Linked DNA regions of Homo sapiens: region 1 is linked to region 2. The links are chromatin loops, found by intact Hi-C in ENCODE. Cell type or tissue: gastrocnemius medialis. All regions are shown on one strand. Links, peaks and the distances in the headings refer to the core of each region. The heading gives the core; the rest is flanking DNA.

Region 1 (8,000 bases), core at 1-8,000, 140 kb after region 2:
AGTACCTAGTTTGCTGAGAGTTTTTAACAAGAAGGGATGCTGAATTTTATTGAAAGCTTTTTCTGCATCTATTGAGATGATCATGTGGTTTTTGTCTTTAGTTCTGTTTATGTGATGAATCACATTTATTGACTTGGGTATGTTAAACCAACCTTGCATTCCAATGATAAAGGCTTCTTGATCACGGTGGATAAGCTTTTTGATGTGCTGCTGAATTCAGTCTGCCAGTATTTTGTTGAGGATTTTTGCATCAATGTTCATCGAGGATACTGGCTTGAAATTTTCTCTTTTTTGTGTCTCTGCCAGGTTTTGGCATCAGGATGATGCTGGCATTATAGAATGAGTTAGGGAGGAGTCTTTCCTCCTCAATTTTTTGAAATAGTGTCAGTAGAAATGGTATCAGCTCTCCTTTGTACATCTGGTAAAACTGGGATGTGAATCTGTCTGGTCCTGGGCTATTTTTGGTTGGTAGGCTTTTTACTACTCATTCAATTTTGGAGCTCGTTATTAGTCTTTTCAGGGATTCAATTTCTTCTTGGTTCAGTCTTAGGAGGGTATATGTGTCCAGGAATTTATCCATTTCTCCTACATTTTCTCCTTTGTAATTCCTAATTGTGTTTATTTGGATTTTCTCTCTTTTCTTCTTTATTAGTCTAGCTAGCAGTCTATCTATTTTGTTATTATTATTTTTTTTTCAGAAAACCAACTCTTAAAGTAGGTTGTCTTTCTTATTATTATTGAGTAGTAAAAGTTCTTTATATATTCTGGATACAAGTATTTTGGCAGATATATCTGTATATGTATATTTCAAATATTTTTTTCCTCAGTCGGTGGCTTGCCATTTCATTTTCTTACCAATGTCTTTGAAAGGGCAGACATTTTTAAATTTTGATAAAGTCTAATTTGTCATTTTTTTCTTTTATGATTCATGCTTTTTGTGTTCTTTCTAAGAAATGTTTGTCTGTTTCAAAGCCATAAAGATTTTCTACTGGCCAGGTGCAGTGGCTCACGCCTGTAATCCCAGCACTTTGTGAAGCCGAGGAGGGCAGATCACTTGAGGTCAAGAGTTTAAGACCGGACTGCCCAACATGGTGAAACCCTGTCTCTACTAAAAATGTAAAAGTTAGCCAGGTGTGGTGGTGGGCACCTGTAATCCCAGCCACTCAGGAGGCTGAGGCAGGAGAATCACTTGAACCCGGGAGGTGGAGGTTGCAGTGATCTGAGATGATGCCATTGCATTCCAGCCTGGGCAACAGAGTGAGACTCCATCTCAAAAAAAAAAAAAAGATTTTATTCTATGTTTTTTTCCAGAAGTTAGGTTGTATTTTTAGCTTTTAAAATGAGTTAATTTTTTAGTTTAATTTTGAATATGGTATGAGGTAGGGGTGTAGTTTCATTTTTTTCCCCACACAGATATCCAGTTGTTTCAGAACCATTTACTGAAAAGAAATTGTAATTTCTCCATTAAATTGCCTTGGAAACTTTGTTGCAAAGCAATTGATCACATATGTGTTGGATACTCTGGATTCTCTACTCTGTTCAATTGATCTATGTACCTATTTCCTCCCACCTCCACCAGCCCCTGCTTCCAAAGAAAACCCTAAAAAATTTGAGAGAAGTGTTACAGGCCTTAAAGGGGAGACATAATAACAGTAGCAATAACAATAATTAACATTTATTTAACCCATACTGAGCCAGGTGTTATGCCGAATAGTTTGCTGGTATTATCCTACTTAATAATCACAACAATCCTATCAGATAAACACTATTATAAACTCAATTTTATAGATGAGGGAAGTATAGCAAGCAATGGATGCATAATCTACCCAGAGTTACACAGTTATTAAGTGGTAGAGGCAGGATTTGAGCCCAGGCACTCTGATGCCTAAGCCAGTGTTCTTGTTCTTATTTACTGAAGAGTTGCTAAGAGTTTGTGATGAGAGATTATATACCACCAAAGACAGCCATAAAAGGGAAAGTCTTATTTTATGAAATATATACTACTTCTGAAGCATTTTTGTCTATCTTCTACCAAAATAGTTTTGGTAGCTATTTTTGTTTTAATCTTTCATAGAAATTTTAGGCCGCCCTATGGCCAGGAAAAAAAAAATTCTTTTTTTTTTTGAGATGGAGTTTCACTCTGTGGCCCAGGCTGGACTGCAGTGGTGCAATCTTGGCTCACTGCAACTTCCACTTCCCAGTTGCAAGAAATTCTCCTGCCTCAGCCTCCTGAATAGCTGGGACTACAGGCATGTGCCACTATGCCTGGCTCATTTTCGTATTTTTAGTAGAGACAGGGTTTCACCATGTTGCCCAGGCTGGTCTCAAACTCCTAACCTCAAGTGATCTGCCCACCTGCCTCAGAAAAGTACTGGGATTACAGACATGAGCCACTGCTCGTGACCAAAAAAAATATATATATATATATTTTTTGAGACAGAGTTTTGCTCTTGTTGCCCAGGCTGGAGTGCAATGGCACGATCTCTGCTCACTGCAACCCCTGCCTCCCAGGTTCAAGCGATTCTCCTGCCTCAGCCTCCCTAGTAGCTGGGATTACAGGTGCGCGCTACCACGCAGCTATTTTTTTTTTTTTTTTTTTTAGTAGAGACAGGGTTTCACCATGTTGATCAGGCTAGTCTTGAACTCCTGACCTCAGGTGATCCACCCGCCTCGGCCTCCCAAAGTGCTGGGATTACAGGTTTGAGCCACTGTGCCTGGCTCAAAAAAAATATTTTCCAGGGATTGTTCTTTTAAAAAAGTATTCTAATTTCCTCTTGACTTCAAGCGAGATATGTACGTATTTACATAATGATTTTGAAATCCGTATGGAGACATTCTCATCAAGAAAGAAAGCTCACATAAACATGCAGATATTTTCATGTCTCATACTATTGTTTAGTCAGAAGTTCTCTATGGCTATTGATCATCGCATATGACTTAACAAAGTAGTGTTTCCTGTAATGTCTTGCTACACAGTGAAGCAAAGCTGATAGCTTCACACAGAGTACTGCAGGCTAAGCAATGGACCAACATAAGAGATCAACAATAACCTAATATTTAAATCTTCTGTTATCTTTTTTTAACTGTTGCTGGTAAATGTTTTCATTAAAAATACTTTTTTTTGTGATTAAAAATGATACTTGTAGACAATTTGTAAAATAAAGTTAGATAAAAGAAAAAAATGAAAATCACTCAAAATCACCAAGGTATTACATTTTCTTATATTTAACTGTCTGCCTATCTACCCACTTATTTATTTAAATTACTATCTTCCATTAATCTTTTATAAAATTGAGATAATAAGAAATAAGACTTGATGTTTGATAGATCAGTAAGGTGACTATAGTTAGCCTTGATTGTGTGCATTTTAAAAAAGCTAAAAGAGAATAATTTAAACGTTCCTAGTATAAAGAAAAGATACATATTTAAGGTGATAGATATCCCAATTACTCTGATTTGATTATATGAACATATCAAATTATCACACATATCCTGAAAATATGTACATCTAATACATATCAATACAAAATTAGGTTAATATTATAAACACTTAGGTGTTCCTTTTTTTATTTATCATATCAAAAACATTTTTTCATGCAATTAAATCTACCATTTAAAATAGCCTTATGAAAATTAAAAAAAGAAAAAAAATTTTTTAAACATAAATAGCCTCACGATAATCTATCATGTTGCTATACCATACTTTTATAACTATTCCCTTATTGTTATGTATTTAGATTTTCTTTCTTACTTTTGTTTCAAGGACTACCACTGTGTTGAATACCTCTGTACATGAATCTTTGCCTGAGATTGTAATATTTTGGCCCTTTCCAGAATGCCACAGGGCCAGGTTTTCAGGGGTGGAGTGGGAGGCTTAATAATGTCCACAGGATAGTAAGGGCTGGATTCTTTAAACTAGGATCTAAGCTCTCCGTTGCTTATGCAAGGCCAGGGGACTTAAAATAGCCTTCCTGCCACAGGGTTGTTAAGTTGAACCAGATCTGCATTAGCTGGTAAACTGCATCCAGTTATAGATGACCCTGACCACACGCAACAGCCAGGTCTATTTTAAGCCACATTTCTAAGTGGAACAGTTGGTTAATGGAATGTGTTAGAGGTGTATCTCCCTGGCTTTGATAAATCAAAGAGACAGGACCAAAGATGACTATCCCAGCAAACTGAATACTTAGAAGTTACTCTCCCAACAACGAAGTGGCCATTTCTTCAGTGAGAAACAAGTATCAAATGACTAAAATTTGTTTATTCTGTCTTATAGGACAAAATCCACACTTTAGGGCATACCACTGTCTACAATCAAAGGCCTGACCAATGGCTATTGAAAAGGAAGGCATCAGCTGAGTGTGGTGGTTCACACCTGTAATCACAACACTTTGGGAGGCCAAGGTGGGCAGATCGCTTGAGTCCAGGAGTTCGAGACTAGCCTGGGCAACATGGTGAAACCCTGTCTCTACCAAAAAATACATATACATATATAAATTAGCTGGGTGTGGTGGTGTGCACCCGTAATCCCAGCTACTCATGAGGCTTCGGTGGGAGGATTGCTTGAGCCCAGGTGGTCAATGCTGCAGTGAGTCATGACTGTGCCACTGCACTCCAGCCTGGGTGACAAAGCGAGACTCTGTTTCAAACAAACAAATGAAAAAAAAAAAAAAAAAAAAAAGGAAAAGGAAGGCATCAGCACAGTAACATCACATTCTATAAATGGTTAAAAAAAAAGTTGCTAATGTGTTTTTAAGTCTGATATGAGCCATTCCTTACCATACTTTTGTGATCCAGCAAAGAAAGAACGTGTAAGAACAAAGGGTCTCTCCTTCCCTTTAGATCGTTTTATCAGTCCTTCTGCAGTAGCCATTTGCTATATCACCAAACAAGAAAAATTTCAAAGAGATGATTGGATTTGTACAGACATCCCCAATAAGCTATCTAACATACAAAAAGCAAACAGTAGGCAGGAGCATGAAATGGAAAATATTAAAATAAATCCATCAAATAATTTTCATGGTATAATGAAATTACTCTAAATTCCCCTATTAAAAGAATGGAAAATTTTCTTTGGTTAACAATAGCAATGAAATAATAATAAACAATCATCTAGCATTTCTTTGGTGCTTACTATTGCTAGGCATTTAATATAATTTTCTCATATAATCTCCGTAACAACCTCTGAGACAGACAGTTTTCATTGGTACGAAAAACTGAGCTTCAGAGAGGTTAAATGACTGGTCCTGACCTATATAAGACAGCTCACTAACTAAAGCAGTCTACAGTTACTGCAACAGGCTGTTAAAGAGGCAAACACACACAATCTGAAAACTATGCTTATATTTAGCCAAAAGATCCCATTGGAAAATACCAATAGGTAAGAGGGCCACAGGAATACAGTCACAATTTGAAAATAACAAAGAACCATGGGTATACATGAGGTCAAGTGTCTGCCACGTCTTTTGGATGTAGTTGGCAAATGAAAGATAATTTTACCACCTTTATTGAGGAAGCTAAGTACTTAAGGAAGGCTTTACATTTTTAAAATATACTTATTGAAGCTGTGTGTCTGTGTTCTAAATATTGCTCCTCCAGTGTGAATATAAGATTTGCTGTATTTAGATATCTGTGAAATCTTAAAACACTTGTTTTAATTACCTTCATTCACATATTTATATACTGCTTGCATCAATAAAAGTTTGAGGTAGTGGCCAGTGAGTGCCACTTATTAATGGCTCCTATCAAGGCAGAAGCTTTATGTTATAATTAATTTCATAATATTTAAAAGTTCATCAAGTTCATCATGAAAAGAAAAGAAGCAAAGGGAGAAATAATAAAAAGTCTTGTATTGGCTACTACCTAAGACTCATTGCAGTTGTCAGAAAAGACACACAAAGAGAAATGAACAGTAGAGAATAGCCATTATATCACAAAGCAAATGACCTTCAGCCAAAAGGTGGGTCACACAAGCCCAGTTTAATTCTTTTTGGATGTCTTACATGATAAAAACCGTAGATGTTGTGGAGCTCTCTGTGCTCCCAATTGCCATGATGAATGGCATTCTTCTGCATGGTTTGCTCTGGCCCTCTAAAGACAGAAGGCTCATTCATGTCATTCCAAAGGAAGAGGATGTCCGTAGATCCCTAGGAAGTAAACCTTGGTCATGACACTCCTACATTGATGATGTCTATATAATAGCTGTCACCATTGCTACCTCATTTTAAAAATTATGTTTATTATCTATGCTCTGTCCTCTGCTCCACTGCTAGAGTATAAGTTCCACAGGGAACAACATTTTGTCTGTTTTGTTCATTAATAAATCCCAAACATCTAGAATAGTACCTGGCCCATAGACAGATCTCAATAAATATTTGCTGCTGAATAAAAGAATGCTGCCCTGTGTTGTCTGTGAAATATATATTGCCTGGCAAATTCATTCCAAGACCTCCCTGCAGGACTCCTATGGGAAAGGTTGTGAATGTTCACAATTGGGCTCCTTCTCATTCATCAGATGCTACAACTCTTAACTAAGGGCAACTATAGCTGAACATGACAAGATTCTACCTTCTCTCTAATACTTTGAAAGACTTGACAGCCAATATACCTGTTTGTTAACATGATCTATAGTTTGTATCCTACACAGAACTGTTCAGTTTAGAGTGGGAAGGGACAGTTGAGTCATCTAGCTAACATGGTATTGTAGAATCCCTGGTCTTTTCTAGAATCACTTATCTTTTGGCGTTTGACTGAATAGCTAAAAAGACAGGGAGTCCCTCAGGCAGCTCATTCTATTATTTTTCAAAAATCCTGCTCCTTGTATATAACATTCCCCTCGCAGAGCCTACCTAGCTTACCTTCTGAGACCCCACAGAATACATCTGTCACCTCGCCCACAAGAAAGTCTTTCAAATTCCTGGAGGTGGCTTGTTTTTTTTTTTTTTTGAATCTTTATTTCTAAACATGTGTGTTCTTCTATGTATAAGGGGGTAAATGATTTCCAAATATTTAACTACCATATCTTTCCTTTAGAACCATCTAAAGCAGGGATTGGCAAACATTTTTGGTAAAGGTCCAGATAGTAAATATTTTCAACTTTGCAGGCCATGAGGTCTCTTTTTCAATTATTCAACTCTGCCATAGTAGTACAAAAGCAGCCACAAATAGGGAAATGAATAGGCATGGCCAGATTTGGCCCAACGCTTGTCTATCCCTGTACTAAGTTGTTTATTAGTGCCCTAATACTTGATGCCAGAAACTACAGTTTAGTGGTTAAAAGCTGGGCTTAGGGCACAAACAGACCTGAGTTCAAATTTTGGTTCCACCACTTACTAGATGCATGACCTTGGCAAGTTTTTAAGCTTCTCTATGTCTCAATTTCCTCTTCTATGGGGTTAGATTTAGTTATAGTTCCAACTTCAGAGGGTTATTATGAAGACAAATGGTATGATGCACATGAAGTCATCCTTAGCACAGTGCTTGGCACACAGCAAGTACTCCATTTGCATTAGGTATCATCATCATCAACACTGCCATCATTAATATCATCATAATTGGTTGAAAACAGTTCTCCAGATGTGGCCTCTCCAGTTTCCTCTGTGGTTCTTATCAGATTATTTAAAAATCATACTTCACTTTTAATGACAAATACGTTGTAAGATATTTTCACATGTATCATCATATTTAAATAACAGTTATGGAACACAATTTTATATAAAATATATATAGCAATTTGAAAATATAATAAACCTCTGCTATAAAGTACTTTGATATATCATAGAGTCTATTATAATAGAGGTCAAAATCACAGGTTTTGTGCATTTGCTTATGCATATGGCACCTCTCCCAGCACCCCCAGAGTCTGTAATGTGGTGGCCATACTTGCCTTTTAATAAAAGCATTATATATCAAAAGCTACTCAATGAAAAAGAATAGTTTTATTCAATCACTTTTTCCACTTCTTTCACTCTTTCAGGTAACTAGAAAAGAACAAAGGAATA
Region 2 (16,960 bases), core at 4,787-12,786:
ATTCTCCTGCCTCAGCCTCCCGAGTAGCTGGGATTATAGGCTCCTGCCACCACACCAGGCTAATTTTTATATTATTAGTAGAGATGGGGTTTTGCCATGTTGGCCATGCTGGTCTCAAACTCCTGACCTCTGGTGATCTGCCCGCCTTGGCCTCCCAAAGTGCTAGGATTACAGGCCTGAGCCATTGTGCCTGGCCGAGACCCTGTCTTTAAAAAAAACATCAATATAAATGATTTCCACACAACAACTGCAGAATATACTTTTTTTCCCCAAGTGTATATATAAACCAGATGCTGGGCTGTAATTCTCAGTATAGTTGAAAGGATTAAAATAATATAGTATGTGTTCTTTGACTGTAATAAAATTATTATTAATTTTTTTTTGAGACAGTTTCGATCTTGTAGGCTAGGCTGGAGTGCAGTGGCATGATCTCAGCTCACCGCAACCTCTGCCTCCTGGGTTCAAGCGATTCTCCTGCCTCAACCTCCCAAATAGCTGGGATTACAGGTGCCCACCACCATGCCCAGCTAATTTTTGTGTTTTTAGTAGAGACGGGGTTTCACCATGTTGGCCAGGCTGGTCTTGAACTCCTGACCTCAGGTGATCCACCCACCTCGGCCTCCCAAAGTACTGGGATTATAGACGTGAGTCGTAGCTCCTAGCCTCTTAATAAGATTAAATTAGAAACCAAGATGTGTAAAAGGCCACAAGTATTTGTAAATTCAGTGAATCTTCCAAATAATCTGTGAGTCAAAGAAGAAATCACAAGAGAAATTAGAAAGTACTTTGAACTGAATGATAATGAAAATACGACATCAAAATTTGTGGGATAACTGTCATGGCCAAGGGGAGCCAAAGGAGAAATGATGACTAAATGTAATGTGGTATCCTCTGTGACATGCTGGAAGAGAAAAAAGGTAGGAGGTAAAGAATGAGGACATCTGGGCTGGGCATGGTGGCTCACACCTGTAATCCCAGCACTTTCAGAGGCCAAGGAGGGCAGATAGCCTGAGGTCAGGAGTTCCAGACCAGCCTGGCCAACATGGTGAAACCCCGTCTCTACTAAAAACACAAAAGTTAGCTGGGCGTGGTGGCAGGTGCCTGTAAAGCTACTCGGGAGGCTGAGGCAGGAGAATTGCTTGAACCTGGGAGGCGGAGGTTGCCGTGAGCTGAGATCATGCCACTGCACTCCTGCCTGGGAGACAGAGCAAGACTGTGTCTCAAAAAAAAAAAAAAAAAAAAAGAAAAAGAGGACATCTGAATAAAATATGGCTTCCATAATAACAGTGTATCAGGCTGGGCACAGTGGCTCATGCCTGTAATCCCAACACTTTGGGAGGCCGAGGCAGGTGGATCACAAGGTCAGGAGTTTGAGACCAACCTGGCCAATATGGTGAAACTCCATCTCTACTAAAAATACAAAAATTAGCGGGGCATGGTGGCGGGTGCCTGTAGTCCCAGCTACTTGGGAGGCTGTGGCAGGAGAATTCCTTGAACCCAGGAGGCAGAGGTTGCAGTGAGCCAAGATTGTGCCATTGCATTCCAGCCTGGACAACAGAGTGAGACTCTGTCTCAAAAAATAAAATAAATAACAATGTATCAATATTGGTTTGTTAATTGTGACAAATGTAACATTCTGATGTAAGATTTTTGTCTTTTTTTTTGAGACGTAGTTTCAGGTGGAGGTTACAGAGGTTGCAGTGAGCTGAGATAGCACCACTGCACTCCAGCCTGGGCAACAGAGTGAGACTCTGTCTCAAATAAATAAATAAATAAATAACAGTGTATCAATATTGGTTTGTTAATTGTGACAAATGTAACACACTAATGTAAGTTTTTTTTGTTTGTTTTTTTTTGTTTTTTTTGAGGCTGAGTTTCACTCTTGTTGCTCAGGCTGGAGTGCAGTGGCCCGATTTTGGCTTACTGCAACCTCCACCTCTCAGGTTCAAGTGACTCTCCTGCCTCAGCCTCCCGAGTAGCTGGGATTACAGGTGCTTGCCATCAAGCCCAGCTAATTTTTTTCTTTTTAGTAGAGATGGGGTTTCACCATGTTGGTCACGCTGGTCTTGGAACTCCTGACCTCAGGTGATCCACCTGCCTCAGCCTCCCAAAGTGTTGGGATTACAGGCATGAGCCACCACACCTGAGCAACCTGGATAATTTTTAATTTTTTTGTGGATACACGAATTTTGCTGTGTTGATCAGCCTAGTCTTGAATTCCTGGCTTCAAGCCATCCTCCCAAAGTGCTGGGATTACAGACGTGAGCTACTGACGTGGCCAAATGAAAGATGTTAATATGGGAAACTAGAGGTGGGGTATATGGAAACTATACTATCTCTATCTTTGCCACTTTTCTATAAATCTAAAACAATTCTAAAATAAAATGTTTATTAAAAAGTACTAAAAAATGTGGGATGCCAGTGAAGCAGTGCTTACAGAGAAGTTTATGGGTTTAAATATATTTATTGGAAAAGAAAAAAGGCCTAAAGACTTGACCTCAAGTTCTACCTTAAGAAGCTAGTAAATGAAGAACAAAATAAACCCAATGTATGTTAAATGAAAGGTAATAAAGACAGCAGTAGAAATTAAGAAATAGAAAAAGAAAATAGACAAAACTGGTCTTTGAAAAGATTAATAATATTAACAAACCCATAGATAGACTGATAAAGAAAAATACAGTTGACCTTTGAACAGCTCAAGGGTTGGGGGCACCGATACCCTGTGAAGTCAGTAATCCATCTATAGCTTTTGACTCCCCCAAAAACTTAACTACTAATAGTTTATTGTTGACTAGCAGCCTTACTGATAACATGAGTTAATTAACACATATTTTGCATGTTATATATGTTGTATACTGTATCCTTAAAGTAAGCTAGAGAAAAGATATTATTATTAAGGAAATCTTAAGGAAGAGAAAGTATACAGTTGACCCTTGAACCGCACAGGTTTGCGGTTCGCAGGTCCACTTATACACAGATTTTTCTCTGCCTCTGCTACCCCTGAGACAGCAAGACCAACCCCTCCGCTGCTTCCTCCTCGGTGTACTCAGTGTGAAGACTGAGGATGAAGACCTTTATGATGATCCACTTTATGAATATATATATATATACAAAATGGATAAAGATTACTAAATGTACTGTTAACAATGAGATGAAGCTGGGCATGGTGGCTCACACCTGTAATCCCAGCACTTTGGGAGGCCGAGGCTGGTGGATCACCTGAGGTCAGTTCTTGATCAGCTGGCCAACATGGTGAAAACCAGTGTAAGGTGACTAAAGTGAGGATGGCAGTAGGTTTGGATTCCTTATTTACTTACTTCTAGTTTGTCACTTCTCAGTCACCTTGGTTGAGATCACAGAGTTGGATGGTTTGTATTTCCTTGGCTTCTAGTCTTTGTCAGGGCCTTTAAAAAGAGCAGTGGTTCCCATCTAGAAGACTGGGCTAATTACAGTATTTCAGAAAGCTTAATGGAATTTATGTATTTACCCAATTTAAGAATATATAAACTAAAGTTACTTTGCCTGGAATCATGTCACCTCAGGGTTTAAATACTAAATCTTCCTTATCGATTGAATACTTTGCTGGCAGTTATATTTTGATTTTTTAAGAAAATGAAAATGAGTATTCTTAATACATGCAGATTAGAAATGAGCTTGTGAAAGGAAAAAATAACTAAAAAGAGGGAGACTTTGGTTAAAAGGTTGATATAGAGTATTTCTATTATATTGTATGGCTTTATTTTTTTTATCCATTTGCTAGGGGTTGATGTTGTTGGCTTTGTCAAATAAAAGCACAGTTTGTATTTTAGTGCTTGGTTTTCAACCAAGTAAATATATAAAAACTCCACAGTAACTGCTATAATTTCTACCAGAGAGTCACACTCTTTTACTGACTTTATTGCTTCTAAGTTTCTTGTTCCTGTTTTGCTTTGGTGGTTAATAATTGGAAGCACAATTTAAAACATTTCTGGACGTATCTTTACCAATTTCTCCAACCCTTAGAATAGTGCTTAGTGCTCAATAAATGTTTGTTGAATGAAGTAACAAAATAACGCATGTAAGTAGTAATTAAAGTTGAAGTAGATGTTACATTATAAAGCAGTTAGAAGTAGTATGCTACAGCACTTAACATTTCTGTTTGAGATTTAAGAGATTATTAGTAATATGGAAAGTATAAATAATACTGTACCTATCCACAAAGGTATATTTCTTTGTTTTGGTAGCTAATTGACATTCAGCTTTCTTAAATGTCCATATTTTTACCCGATAATCTTACTTTAGTGTTTTGAATTTTATTTTTTATTTTTATTTTTTGAGACAGAGTCTCGCTGTGTCGCCCAGGCTAGAGTGCAGGGGCGTCATCTCGGCTCACTGCAACCTCTGCCTCCTGGGTTCAAGCGATTCTCCTGCCTCAGCCTCCCGAGTAGCTGGGATTACAGGCACGTGCCACCATACCCAGCTAATTTTTGTATTTTTAATAGAGACATGTTGGCCAGGCTGGTCTTGAACTCCTGACCTCAAGTTATCCACCCACCTCGGCCTCCCAAAGTGCTGGGATTATAGGCATGAGCCACCATGCCTGGCCTGAACTTTATTATTGAATAAAATTATTTAGGCATTCAGTAATATTATGAAGTGGGTTGCATGGCAAGAAAACTGCCGAGTAATCACAGGAGTGGAGAACCTTAGGCCTCTTTCATTGGTCCTTCTGCCATATTATCTAGGAGTTACAGATTAAACTGTGGTAGTTTGTAACCTCATTATGTCACAGTTTTAAAATCTCCTAAGGAATGTACCCCAAATGAGGAAGCAGATCTATTAGAGCCTGATGTTTTCTGTAGAAGAAGGAACAATGCTGCTTGGGGAGTAGATTTAAAATTTCATATAGAGCATCTCTAGCAGGGACTTGAGGAAAGTGTGCTAGTGCCAGAGGATTATGAAAGAGTAAACCATTGTTGAGTCTTAATCTAAACCCCTGGTATTTTCTTTCTTTCTTTCTTTCTTTTTATAGAGAGCCTTACTCTTACCCAGGGTGGAAGTACAGTGGCACAATCATAGCTCATTATAACCTCAAACTCCTGGGCTCAAGGAATCCTCCTTGCTGTGCCTCCCAAGTAGCTGGGATTACAGGCATGAGCCATAGTACCCAGCTAATTCTTTCATTTTTTGTAGAGACACTATGTTGCCCAGACTGGTGTTGAACTCCTGTCCTCAAGTGATCCTATCACCTCAGCCTCCCAAGGTGCTGTGATTACAGCTGTGAGCCACTGTGCCTGGCCTCAAACCCTGCTATTTACTCAGCTCAGTTACTAAACTCACATTTAGTAACCCAAGATGGATAGTTCCATTTGGAATAATCAACAAATACTTTTGAATTCCTTATGATATGTCATACACTGTTCTAAGTGCTAGACCGAACTATACTAGTGAACAAAATATGCAAAGTCCTTTTTCTCACGGAATTTAAATTTTAATTGGCAGAGACAGAGAATAACAAATACATACTATGTCAGGTAGTAAAAGATAATGTTCCAGATGTCACTTGTTCATAAACTATTCCAAAATTTCCTGGCTTAAAACAACTCTTGTATTGTGTCTCACAATTCTCTGGGTTGAAGAGGGCTTATCTGGATGGTGTATGTATTGGTCTCACTTGGGGGTCTCTCATTGGTGGCTGGACCTGGAGCCCCCAAGATGGCTCACGCTTCTGGCTGTCAGTTGGTCCTGCTTGTTGTTTGGGTACTCAGTGGGGGCCTCAGTTCTTTTTTTACCTGGCCTTTCCCTGTGGCTTTGGCTTCTCACAGCACGGTGGCTGGCTTTCAAGAGGGAGTGTAACAAGTGGGCAGAGGCAGAAGGTACAGATTTCTGAAAGCCCAGCCTCTTAAGTTATACAGCATCACTTCTGCCACATTTTATTGATCAAAATAGTTCACAGGGAGGGGAAACAGACTCCATCCACCTTTTCATGGATGGTGGCAAGATCACATTGCAAAAGAGCACATGGGGTAGCAGATATTGTTGAGGCCTTCTATGGAAACATGATCTACCACAGTGCTATAAAAAATTAAGCAGGTTAATAGGGGAATAGAGAAACTGGAACTATGTGGAGAGGTGGGGTGTCAGAAAGTGCAATATTATGTAGAGGGTTAGGCAGGGCCTCTCCCATAAGGCAATATTTTAGATACCTGATGGAAATGAATGAGCCACGGGAACCATAAGGACTTTTTAAGGAAGAATATTCCAGGCAGAGAACAGAAAATGTAGAGGTGCAAAGGTGGGAGGATCTGTGATGTGAACAAAGAATAGCAACGAGGGGAATGCAAGTGCACCAGAATGATAGAGGAAGAACGGGAGGGCATGCGAATGATTCGGAGAGGAAGAGAGAAACAGATATTGTAGCCATGGCAAAGACTAGGTTTTCTGTGAGTGAGATGGACGCCATTGGGAAATTCTGAGCAGAGGAATTACATACAGGTTGAGTTCCTTTATCCGAAATGCTTGGGACCAAAAGTGTTGTGGAGTTCAGATTTTTTCGGATCTTGGAATATTTGCGTACTTACTGGCTGAACATCCCAAATCGGAACATTCCAAATCTAAACTGCTCCAGCGGGCATTTCCTTTGAGCATCATGTTGACACCCAAAAAGTTTCCGGTTTTGGATCATTTCAGATTTCAGATTTCAGATTTTTAGATTTGGAATTTTCAACCTGTATATGTTCTAACTTAAACTTGTTTTTTTTTTTTTTTTCAAAGTTGGAGTCTTGCTCTGTCGCCCAGGCTGGAGTGCCGTGGTGCAATCTCAGCTCACTGCAACCTCCGCTCTTGGGTTCAAGCAATTCTGCCTTAGCCTCCTGAGTAGCTGGTATTACAGGCACCTGCCACCACACCCAGCTAATTTATGTATTTTGAGTAGAGACGGGGTTTCACCATGTTGGCCAGGCTGGTCTCTAACTCCTGACCTCGTGATCTGCCCGCGTCGGCCTCCCAAAATGCTGGGATTACAGGCGTGAGCCCCTGCACCTGTCCATTCTGAATTAAACTTTAAAAGAATCTTATTCTAAGAATCTTTGGCTACTCTCAAAACACTGTTTTGAGAATCAGCTGTGAGAGGACAAGAGCAGAAGGAAGGAGTCGTTTCAGTAGTAGGGTAATGCCGTGTGGGATGAGAGATGTGCTGGGTGGTGAGAAGTGTTGGAATTTGGCTATATAGCAAGGTAGGTCTGACAATTTCCTAATGAGGGTGGATATGGGGTGAAAAAGAAGGATCAAGGATGGCTCCCAAAATGTTTACCCTATGCACCTGGAAACGGAAAGATCTGGGGGAGGAGCAAGGTGGAGGTGAGGAAGATAAGACTTGTAATTTTGGTTATGTGAAGATGAATGTAAGAAGGTACTGAGGAGAAAAGGTTACTAAATGTTACTTCCTCATTGCAGCTGTGACGTTGAGTGCTTCAGATCTGGTCACTATGGTACGAGAACGAAAATGCATATTATGCCACATCGTGTACAGCTCAAAAAAGGTAATAATGGAAGAGGGAGAATCTGAGGCTTTATGACTATTTTTTAAAGAGACATGTTATTAATAGATGTTATTAATATTAATAGACATATGTTATTAATAGGAAAAGCTTTGACAATGTCTTATTTATGCTTCTTTTCTTTCCTAAACCATAGTCTCATTCCACTGGTTTCTTTCTCGTTACTGCCTCCTAAAGCCAGTACCTGTATTATTAAACTTCTGTCCATCCAGAATTTGAGCGTATTCAAAACTAGATGACACAGAAATTTAGTAACCAGTTATAGGGAAGATACCTTAAAATTCCAAGGTTATTTGAAGTCATACTGCTTTCTGTAATTTTAAAATCATGTACTTTTTGATTAGCTAAGGATATAGCATCTATTATATGTACCTACAATCTGTTTATGCCTATGCTTGTGAAAAATGCAGCACAGCAGAAATGGTATTAACAATATCCTAGATGTCCACAAGGTGGGGATGTTGCTCAAAGTAAAACTTTTTTTTTGAAATGGAGACTTAACTGTGTTGCCTATGCTGGAGTGCAGTGGCGCAATCTCAGCTCACTGCAACCTCTGCCTCCCCAGTTCAAGTGAGTCTCCTGCCTCAGCCTCCCAAGTAACTGGGATTACAGGCATGTGCTGCTGGGTATGGCTGATTTTTGTATTTTTAGTAGAGACAGGGTTTCACCATGTTGCACAGGCTGGTCTTGAACTCCTGACCACAGGTTTTTCACCTGCCTCGGGCCTGTCAAAGTGCTAGGATTACAGGCATGAGCCACTGTGCCCGGCCAAAACATCTTTTTAGGACCTAAAATTGGCTGCAATTTGTGTCACTTTTTGCCTTTACCTGCCTTTATCATTTGCTTTCAGAGTAGTGCTGCTAGTTTAAATACTGAGGAATTTATTCTCTTTGCTTTTAAGATGCTCTTGATTGTTACTGGAAATGCAGAGAACTGGGAGGATCATGGGCTAGGTTAGCCAGGGAAGTGTGAGTGGAAGTGGTAAACTTTGAAAAGTGTCTAGAGTAACGATGGTTTAAGAGAAACGAGGAAGAGATATTTTGGGTAGGAGAACAACATGTACAGAGACAAATGGAATGGAGTATGACAGTTCTAGGAGTTGGCAAGAAGGCTCATCTGATTAAAACAGTTTTGCCTTGGGAATAGCAGGACTGTAATTTGTAATTAAGTGAAGATAGTTGATAAACAGTGTTGGATGCCAGACTGAAGGGTCGATTATGATCCACCAAGTAGACTTGGGTGGATACTATTTTTTTTTCTATCTAGATTTCTGTTAGTGATGGAAAAATTAGTGAGATTTAAAAATCATGTTTAATAATATACCTGCTACTGTTTACAAAAATAGAAGAATGCTCTTCTAGTTTTAAAAATTTGATGAAGGTTTATACAAATTGTCAATAAGTCAGAATTCCTTATGACTACTTTCACGTTGGACAGAGGTAGGGAGAAGATGTGAGATGGAAAGGCTGCTGTTCAGAGATGTGATATCAGAGTTTCATAGAATAGCAGCCCTATCTTGTGATACCATGATTTTGTGATTTTGCCATTTTAAATCTTTCTGGCTCTGCTACTCTGGTTTCAAACATACTTTTATCTCTTCATACTTTTCCATGATCATAATGAAGTTAAATGAAGGGCTGGAATTATCTACTCCTGCCCTAGGAAAAGCTGATTGTAGTTTTTATTTATTTTCCTTTTTTTTAAAAAAAGGAAAAGCTGGTTGTAGTTTTTATTTTTATTTTTTGCCTTTTTATTTTTTTTTAAAGCAAGGGAATGGCCTGCTTTAAGTGAGTGGTATGACTTAAGAAAGTAACAAAATGGGTTAGTTGGAAGGGATAACTGATACTTATTTTCAGATAGGACTATGAACAATTGGTGTTGAAGCCATGCTTGTCTCCAATTTCCCAAACTAGTGTAACTCTGGTTTCTCCAAATAAACTATGGAGGAGAAAAGGTTCTAAGTGACTTGAGTATGGGGAAAAGCTGTGTAAGGTATCCCTGAGTATCCTGAGGCCCATTAACATAAAATACTGAGAAGCCCTGGAGTTAAATATATGTGTATAATAGAGATGGAGTCTTACTGTGTTGCCCAGCCGGTCTTGAACTCCTGGCCTCAAGTGTGAGCCACTACACCTGGTCATATTTTTTGTATTATTCAATGTTTTCCACATGTGTTTAACCATGAGTCCCCCCTCCCCTCCAACCAACCCAGCCTTTAAAAATATAATACTGATTAATATACAAGGCCTAAATAGAAGCCTAATACATGAGAAGGAATGCATTTGGGGCTATTACCTTAATCCTGTGCCTGTGGATCTTTTTTCTTTTCTTTCTTTCTTTTTTTTCTTTTTTTTTTTTTGTTGTTGTTTTGTTTCATTTTGAGACAGGGTCTTACCCTGCTGTCTAGGCTGGAGTGCAGTGGAGCCATCTCAGCTCACTGCAACCTCTGTGTCCCAGGCTCAGGTGATGCTCCCGTCTCAGCCTCCTGAGTAGCTGGGACTACAGGCATGTGCTATTTTTTAATTAAAAATTTTTTTTTGTAGGGATGATGTCTTATTAGGTTGCCCACACTGATCTTGAACTCCTAGGCTCAAGTGATCCTTCCACCTTGACCTCCCAAAGTACTGGGCGTAATTACAGGTGTGAGCCACCATGTCTGGCTGAATTTTTTCTAATGATTTTTGAAAGCTCAGTTGTCTCAATGTTTGTATTCATTCCTTGGAGCAGGATGGGAGAAGGTTTTGCATGTAAATTTAGGACAAGATTAGTGAAGTGTTTTAAAAAAAACAAAAGTCACATTAAAACTATTAGTGGGTGATAACATTTTTATAGTAAGAAGAATCAGTTTTTTTGTCAGACAAACCCATTTCAGTGAATGCTGTTTTGGTCAGGAATGGTTTTGTTGTAAGGAACAGAACTCACTTAAATTTAGCTCAAGTAAAGGGGATTAGGCATATTGGTAAGCATCTAAATCAAGGAGGAATTGAATAACAGGAAGCATTGAATAACAGGACTTGAGAAGTTTTTTTTTTTAGACGGCGTTTTGCTCTTGTCGCCCAGGCTGGAGTGCAATGGTGTGACCTCGGCTCACTGCAACCTCCACCTCCTGGGTTCAAGTGATCCTCCTGCTTCAGCCTCCTGAGTAGCTGGGATTACAGGCATGCGCCACCACGCCCAGCTAATTTGTATTTTTAGTAGAGACGGGGTTTCACCATGTTGGTCAGGCTGGTCTCGAACTCCTAACCTCAGGTGATCCACCCGCCTCCGTCTCCCAAAGTGCTGGGATTATAGGCGTGAGCCACCGTGCCCCACCGAAGATGTGTATATTAATCGATTTTTCATTCTATTCTGTCACTAACTTGTCTTAGTTTTCAGGTCCACAAGTGTTAATTTTAGTTAGCGGCCAGTCAGTTGTGGCTAGAAGAGGTCATGTGTAAAGCTACTCTCTCCTTATTTTTTTATTTTTTATTTTTTTTGAGACGGAGTCTTGCTCTGTCTCCAGGCTGGAGTGCAATGGCGCGATCTTGGCTCACTGCAACCTCCGCCTCCTGGGTTCAAGCGATTCTCCTGCCTCAGCCTTCTGAGTAGCTGGGATTACAGGCACGCGCTGCCATGCCTGGCTAATTTTTGTACTTTTAGTAGAGACGGGGTATCACCATGTTGGTCAGGCTGGTCTCGAACTCCTGACCTTTTGATCCGCCCACCTCAGCCTCCCAAAGTGCTGGGATTATAGGCGTGAGCCACCGCACCTGGCCTACTCTCTCCTTATGAAGCATCTGTAGAGCTAGGAAGGAAACGATGGTAATCTTCAGTAAAATTGCCATTTAAAAGAAGTGTTTTGGCTGGGCACAGTGGCTCATGCCTGTAATCCCAGAACTTTGGGAGGCTGAGGTGGGTGGATCACCTGAGGTCAGGAGTTTGAGACCAGCCTGGCCAACATGGTGAAACCCCATCTCTACTAAAAATACAAAAAATTAGCTGGGCATAGTGGCGCATGCCTGTAATCGAGGCTACTCAGGAGGCTGAGGCAGGAGAAACTCTTGAAACCCTGGAGGCAGAGGTTGTCGTGAGCCGAGATCGAGCCGCTGCTCTCCAGGCTGGGCGATAGAGCGAGACTCCGTCTCAAAAAAAAAAAAAAAAAAAAAAAAAGGCGTTTTGAATCACAACCCTGTTTATCACACTATAGTAGATAACTTTAAGTAACAGTGGGTTGTGTTGTATTGTTTTTGACAAATGAACTGTATATAATGAAAAATTTCAATGCACCAAATGCTTACAGTGTGACATGGTGTTTGAAGCATTAGCTTTGGTGTCAGATCTGCCTGGGTTTGAATCCCACTTTGACCACTTGATTATTTGTCACTCCGAGAGGGCAAGACTAAATATTTTGTTTGTTTGTTTGTTTTTTGAGACAGAGTCTCACTCTTGTTGCCCAGGCTGGAGTGCAGTGGCGTGATACCAGCTCACTGCAACCTCCGCCTTCCCAGGTTCAAGCGATTCTCCTGCCTTAGCCTCCCAAGTAGCTGGGATTACAGGCGTTCACCACCAGCCCAGTTAGTGGTTTGGTTTTTTTTTTTGGATTTTGTATTTTTAGTAGAGATGGGGTTTCACCATGTTAGCTAGGCTGGTCTCAAACTCGACCACATGATCCACCTGCCTCAGCCTCCCAAAGTGCTGGGATTACAGGCATGAGCCACTGTGCCCGGCCAAGACTGAATATTTTCACGCTTAACCTTCAATGCCTAGCTCTATTCTTGGCATATAATAAGAATTTGATAAATATTTGGTGAATGAATGAGGTAACTTCTCTGCATTCTTCAGCATGAAGTTAATCATACTCCCTCGGCAGTATTTTGCAGTTCAAGTGAGAAAATGTTTGAGGGACTTCACACGGAATGCAGTAAATAGCAATAACACAACAAGTGTAGTAGCCCTTTATTATTATATATGTGAACAGCCATTCTTTAATTATGGCATACTGGCTGTGTATACTGTAGAGTGACAAAGGGATAGACATTTATAGCTTTTTGAGTTTTGTGTATGTGTATGTGTACATGTGTGCATGTTTTTTCTTTTTTCTTTTTTTGAGACGGAGTCTCGTTCTGTCGCCAGGCTGGAGTACAGTCGCACAATCTCGGCTCACTGTAGCCTCTGCCTCCCGGGTTCAAGCGATTCTCCTGCCTCAGCCTCCTGACTAGCTGGGACTATAGGCACGCACTGCCACGCCCAGCTAATTTTTGTATTTTTAGTAGAGACGGGGTTTCATCATGTTGGCCAGGATGGTCTCGATCTCCTGACTTCGTGATCTGCCCACCTCGGCCTCCCAAAGTGCTGGGATTACAGGTGTGACCCACCACGCCCAGCCGTGTGCATGTTTTTAAGTGGCAGCTTTCCCACATATTTTCTTCCCTCTAAGGATGGGAAGAAGGGAACCTACTATAAATGTTCAAACTTTTCATTGGAACCAAACAAATCCACTGGGGAAGTGAGGGAGTGGACAGTGAAGATAAAGGATTGATTAAGCTGCTATGTTCAAAGTATTTTTTTAAAACTTTCTTATCTAGCATAGAGAGGCTCTGTTATGTTTGTAACTCCTATCTAGAATTGATGTATCCATCTATATTCATTCAACAAATGCTTATTGATGACTATATGCTAGGCCCTGTCCAAGACATGGGTAAAGTAAGAGTTGTAGCTTACTCTTGAGAAACTGTGGATAAAAGAAGCCAAATAGTTGAAAAGTTGAGTGATTTGAAAGGTTTTTTTTTTAAATGAACTTTAGTAAATTCTTTATAATGGGATAGAATTTAACTTACTTAGTTTACTCTTAAGTGTTTTGCTTCCTAAAGATAATACTTTCTAATCTTTTTGGAAAGCCACTTAAATATGTCTTTTTAAGAATTCTTTTTATTTAAACATGAAATATATTAAAAAACACAGTTAATTATTAAGGAACTGATTTCAGTATTAAATTGAGAATAACCAAAAACACATTTTGACATAAGGAGTTTGAGCCCCAATTTTTGATTGAGGAGGAACAGAGGAGTTTTTTTTTTTCAAAGCAATCCTGCTTAGTTTTAATCTACTTTCTTTTATTTTGAAGGAGATGGACGAACACATGCGGAGCATGTTGCATCACAGGGAACTTGAGAACCTCAAGGGCAGGTATGGGAACGGCTCTCTTCCATAAGTTTGTGAATGTGGGTGGATCTGAGTGATGATGGTGCCTGTCAGTTTGTTTTGCAGTAATCCGTCAAAAGCAAATGTTGTCTTATGGCGTAGAACAACCTTTTAGAATTAATACCAAGTGTAGTAGATTTTTGGCATTCAAAAGGGATAAACTCTGATACCTTTGGGCATCTCAAATGTGTGAATTCACAGCAGCCCTATCAAGTAGATTGCAACAAAGGTGAGTTGGGATGAGCTAACTCTCTCATTAGTAAGCTTTCTCATTCCTACGTGCTAGCCTTGCAACTAGGACATTTTGTATTTTTACTTCAGCAGTGTTACAAATTATTGCATGCCATAAACGTTTAGTATTGCTGGAATTGTCTGAGACATCCAAAGTCTGCTAAATAGCACTGAATCTCATTGGTATAAACAGAATTGAAATATAAACCTTAAATGTATTTAAGAATGCTGGCCAGGTGCAGTGGCTCACGCTTGTAATCCCAACACTTTGGGAGCCCAGGGTGGAAGGATTACTTGAGCCCAGGAGTTTGAGACCAGCCTGGGCAACGTAGAAAGACCTTGTCTCTACAAATAAAGAAATTAGGTGGGTGTGGCAGCTAATAGCCTGTGGTCCCAGCTATTTAGGAGGCTAAGGTTGGGAGGATCACTTGAGCTTAGGTAGGTCAGGGCTACAGTGAGCTGTGATTGTGCCACTGCCCTCCAGCCTGGGTGACACAGTGAGACCCTGTCTCAAAAAAAAAGAAGGATGCTATTCTGTGATTTGAAGCTTGAGATGTTTAAGGAAAGGAAATCTAATAAGTGGACACCTTTAAAAAATGAAATGTAGGCCAGGTGCAGTGGCTGATGCCTGTAATCCGAGCATTTTGGAAAACTGAGCCAGGCAGATTGCTTGAGCCCAGGAGTTCAAGACCAACCTGGACAATATGGGGAAACCCCATTGTATTAGTCTATTCTCACGCTGCTAATAAAGACATACCCAAGACTGGGTAATTTATAAAGAAGAGAGGTTTAATTGACTCAGAGTTCCACGTAGCTAGGGAGGCCTCACAATCATGGCAGAAGGTGAATGAGGAGCAGAGTTACATCTTACATGGCAGCAGGCAAGAGAGCTTGTGCAGGGGAATTCCCATTTATAAAACCATCAGATCTCCTGAGACTTATTCACTACCATGAGAACAGTATGGGGGAAACTGCCCCTATGATTCAGTTATCTCCACCTGGCCCTACCCTTGAGATGTGAGGATTATTGCAATTCAAGGTGAGATTTGGGTGGGGACACAGCCAAACCATATCACCTGTCTCTATCCCCTGCCCCACAAAAAACCCCCAAAATTAGCTGGGCATAGTGGTATGTGCCTGTAGTCCCAGCTACTCATCAGCCTGAGGTGGGAGGATGCTTGAGCCTGGGAGGTGGAGGTTGCAGTGAGCCAAGATCACACCACCACACTCCAGCCTGGTGACAGAGCCAGACCCTGTATCAAAAAAAAAAAAAAAAAAAAAAAAGTAGCATGTGTATATTCCATGTCTTTGGTCTATTTGTGATTTATTTTGATGTATTTGACTTCTGTCAATTTGAAGTTTGGAAACAAGATAGATGGAGGAACATTGGGAACCTAGGAAATAGGAATTATATCTTATCCCATGAATAATAGTTACAAGTTTGTGGTTTTTTGTTTTTTTTTTTTTGAGACGGAGTCTCACTCTGTTGCCCAGGTTAGAGTGCAGTGGTGCTATCTCAGCTCACTGCAACCTCCGCCTCCCGGGTTCAAGCGATTCTCCTGCTTCACCCTCCTGAGTAGCTGGGATTACAGGCGTGCGTCACCACATCCGGCTAATTTTAGTAATTTTAGTAGAGACGGGTTTTCACCATGTTGGTCAGACTGATCTTGAACTCCTGACCTTGTGATCTGCCCGCCTCGGCCTCCCAAAGTGCTGGGATTACAGGCGTGAGCCACCATGCCTAGCCAGTAGTTACAAGTTTTGATCAGGATGTCAACCTAGGTCATTTGAAATTTATTTTTTTGTGACCTACAGTTTAAAATTCTGTGGGCAAATTAATGTGTTATTAAACTTTCAGCATCTCTTTAGCCTATTAGTGGAATTTTTCCCTGCCCCCAGTCTCTTATTATGTGAAGGTTAGGTCTTAGCAGCAATATAAAGGAGACTGTCACTCACTCAATTTTAGTATGGGGAGCCCTTATTATTTTTAATATATACTTTTTTGAGACAGGGTCTCACTCACTCTGTCACCAGGCTGGGGTGCCGTGGCACGATCACAGCTGACTGCAACCTCGAACTCCTGGGCTCAAACAATCCTCCCACCTCAGCTTACTGTGTAGCTGGGACTACAGGCGTGTGCCACCACACCCTTTTGGCTTTTATTTTTGGCTTTTATTTTTTGTAAAGACAGGGTTCCTCTCTGTCTTTCATTTGGCCTTTATTTTTTGTAAAGACAGAGTTCCACTCTGTCTTTCATTTGGCCTTTATTATTTGTAAAGACAGGGTTCCACTCTGTTGCTCAGGGTGGTCTTGAATTCCTGGGCTCTAGCTGATCCTCCTACCTCTGCCTTCCAAAGTGGTGGGACTACAGGCATGAGCCACTCTGCATGGCCAGAAGCCCTTATCATAATACCTTGAATATATATGATCTCTATGTCATTAACATTCAGAATCTATGAAATGCAGTCAACTTTTGATTATGTGGAGTATTTTACTTAAAAATCCCATTTTCAACAGACTTCCTTCTAGAGTTCATTTTATTATGGGTGACTTACCTGCCACCCTACCCATATGCACTATATCATTAAACAAAACAAACAAGGTCAGTAAATCTAGTCTGTAGGAGAGAAGCCCATTGCATTCAAAGATTAATGCCTCATTTATTTCAGACGTCACTAATCATCCATTTAAAACATTTTTAAAAGTTTGGGCCGGCCGCGGTGCTCGTGCCTATAATCCCAGCACTTTGAGAGGCTAAGACAGGAGAATCACTTGAGCCCAGGAATTCAAGACCAACCTGGGCAACATAGTGGGACCCCTGTCTCTACAAAAAAAAAAACAAAAAACAAAACAAAAAAAAGCCAGGTGTGGTGGGTTGCACCTGTAGTCCAGCTACTAAGGAGGCTGAGGCAGGAGGATCCCTTGAGCCCAGGAGTTTGAGGCTGCAGTGAGCTATGATTGTGCCACTGCACTCCAGCCTGGGTGGCAGTGAGACCCTGTCAAAACAAAAC

Evidence for each region. Peaks named below come from ENCODE experiments on the same cell type or tissue, not always from the same donor. Only the 100,000 strongest peaks of a DNase experiment are listed, where the experiment ranks them.
Region 1: a loop joins it to region 2, with 3 times the contacts of the local background. A loop is called at or near these places in 3 of 110 quality-filtered maps.

The regions. Positions count from the first base shown.
Region 1 is chr15:42,327,452-42,335,451 of GRCh38, reverse strand. It overlaps GANC (glucosidase alpha, neutral C), which reads right to left. Exons shown (of 24, transcript NM_198141.3): 14 at 6,003-6,146; 15 at 4,780-4,876. Among named protein-coding and RNA genes, the nearest start is that of CAPN3, 28 kb to the left of the region's middle. In gastrocnemius medialis, for the core only: no CTCF peak of the experiment used is centred there; a DNase peak (open chromatin) is centred at 3,991; H3K27ac peaks cover 5,459 bases.
Region 2 is chr15:42,462,796-42,479,755 of GRCh38, reverse strand. It overlaps ZNF106 (zinc finger protein 106), which reads left to right. Exons shown (of 22, transcript NM_001366845.3): 2 at 7,435-7,520; 3 at 13,642-13,703. The coding sequence starts at 7,467. Among named protein-coding and RNA genes, the nearest start is that of ZNF106, 20 kb to the left of the region's middle. In gastrocnemius medialis, for the core only: a CTCF peak has its summit at 8,001 (motif pointing right); a DNase peak (open chromatin) is centred at 8,075; H3K27ac peaks cover 5,176 bases.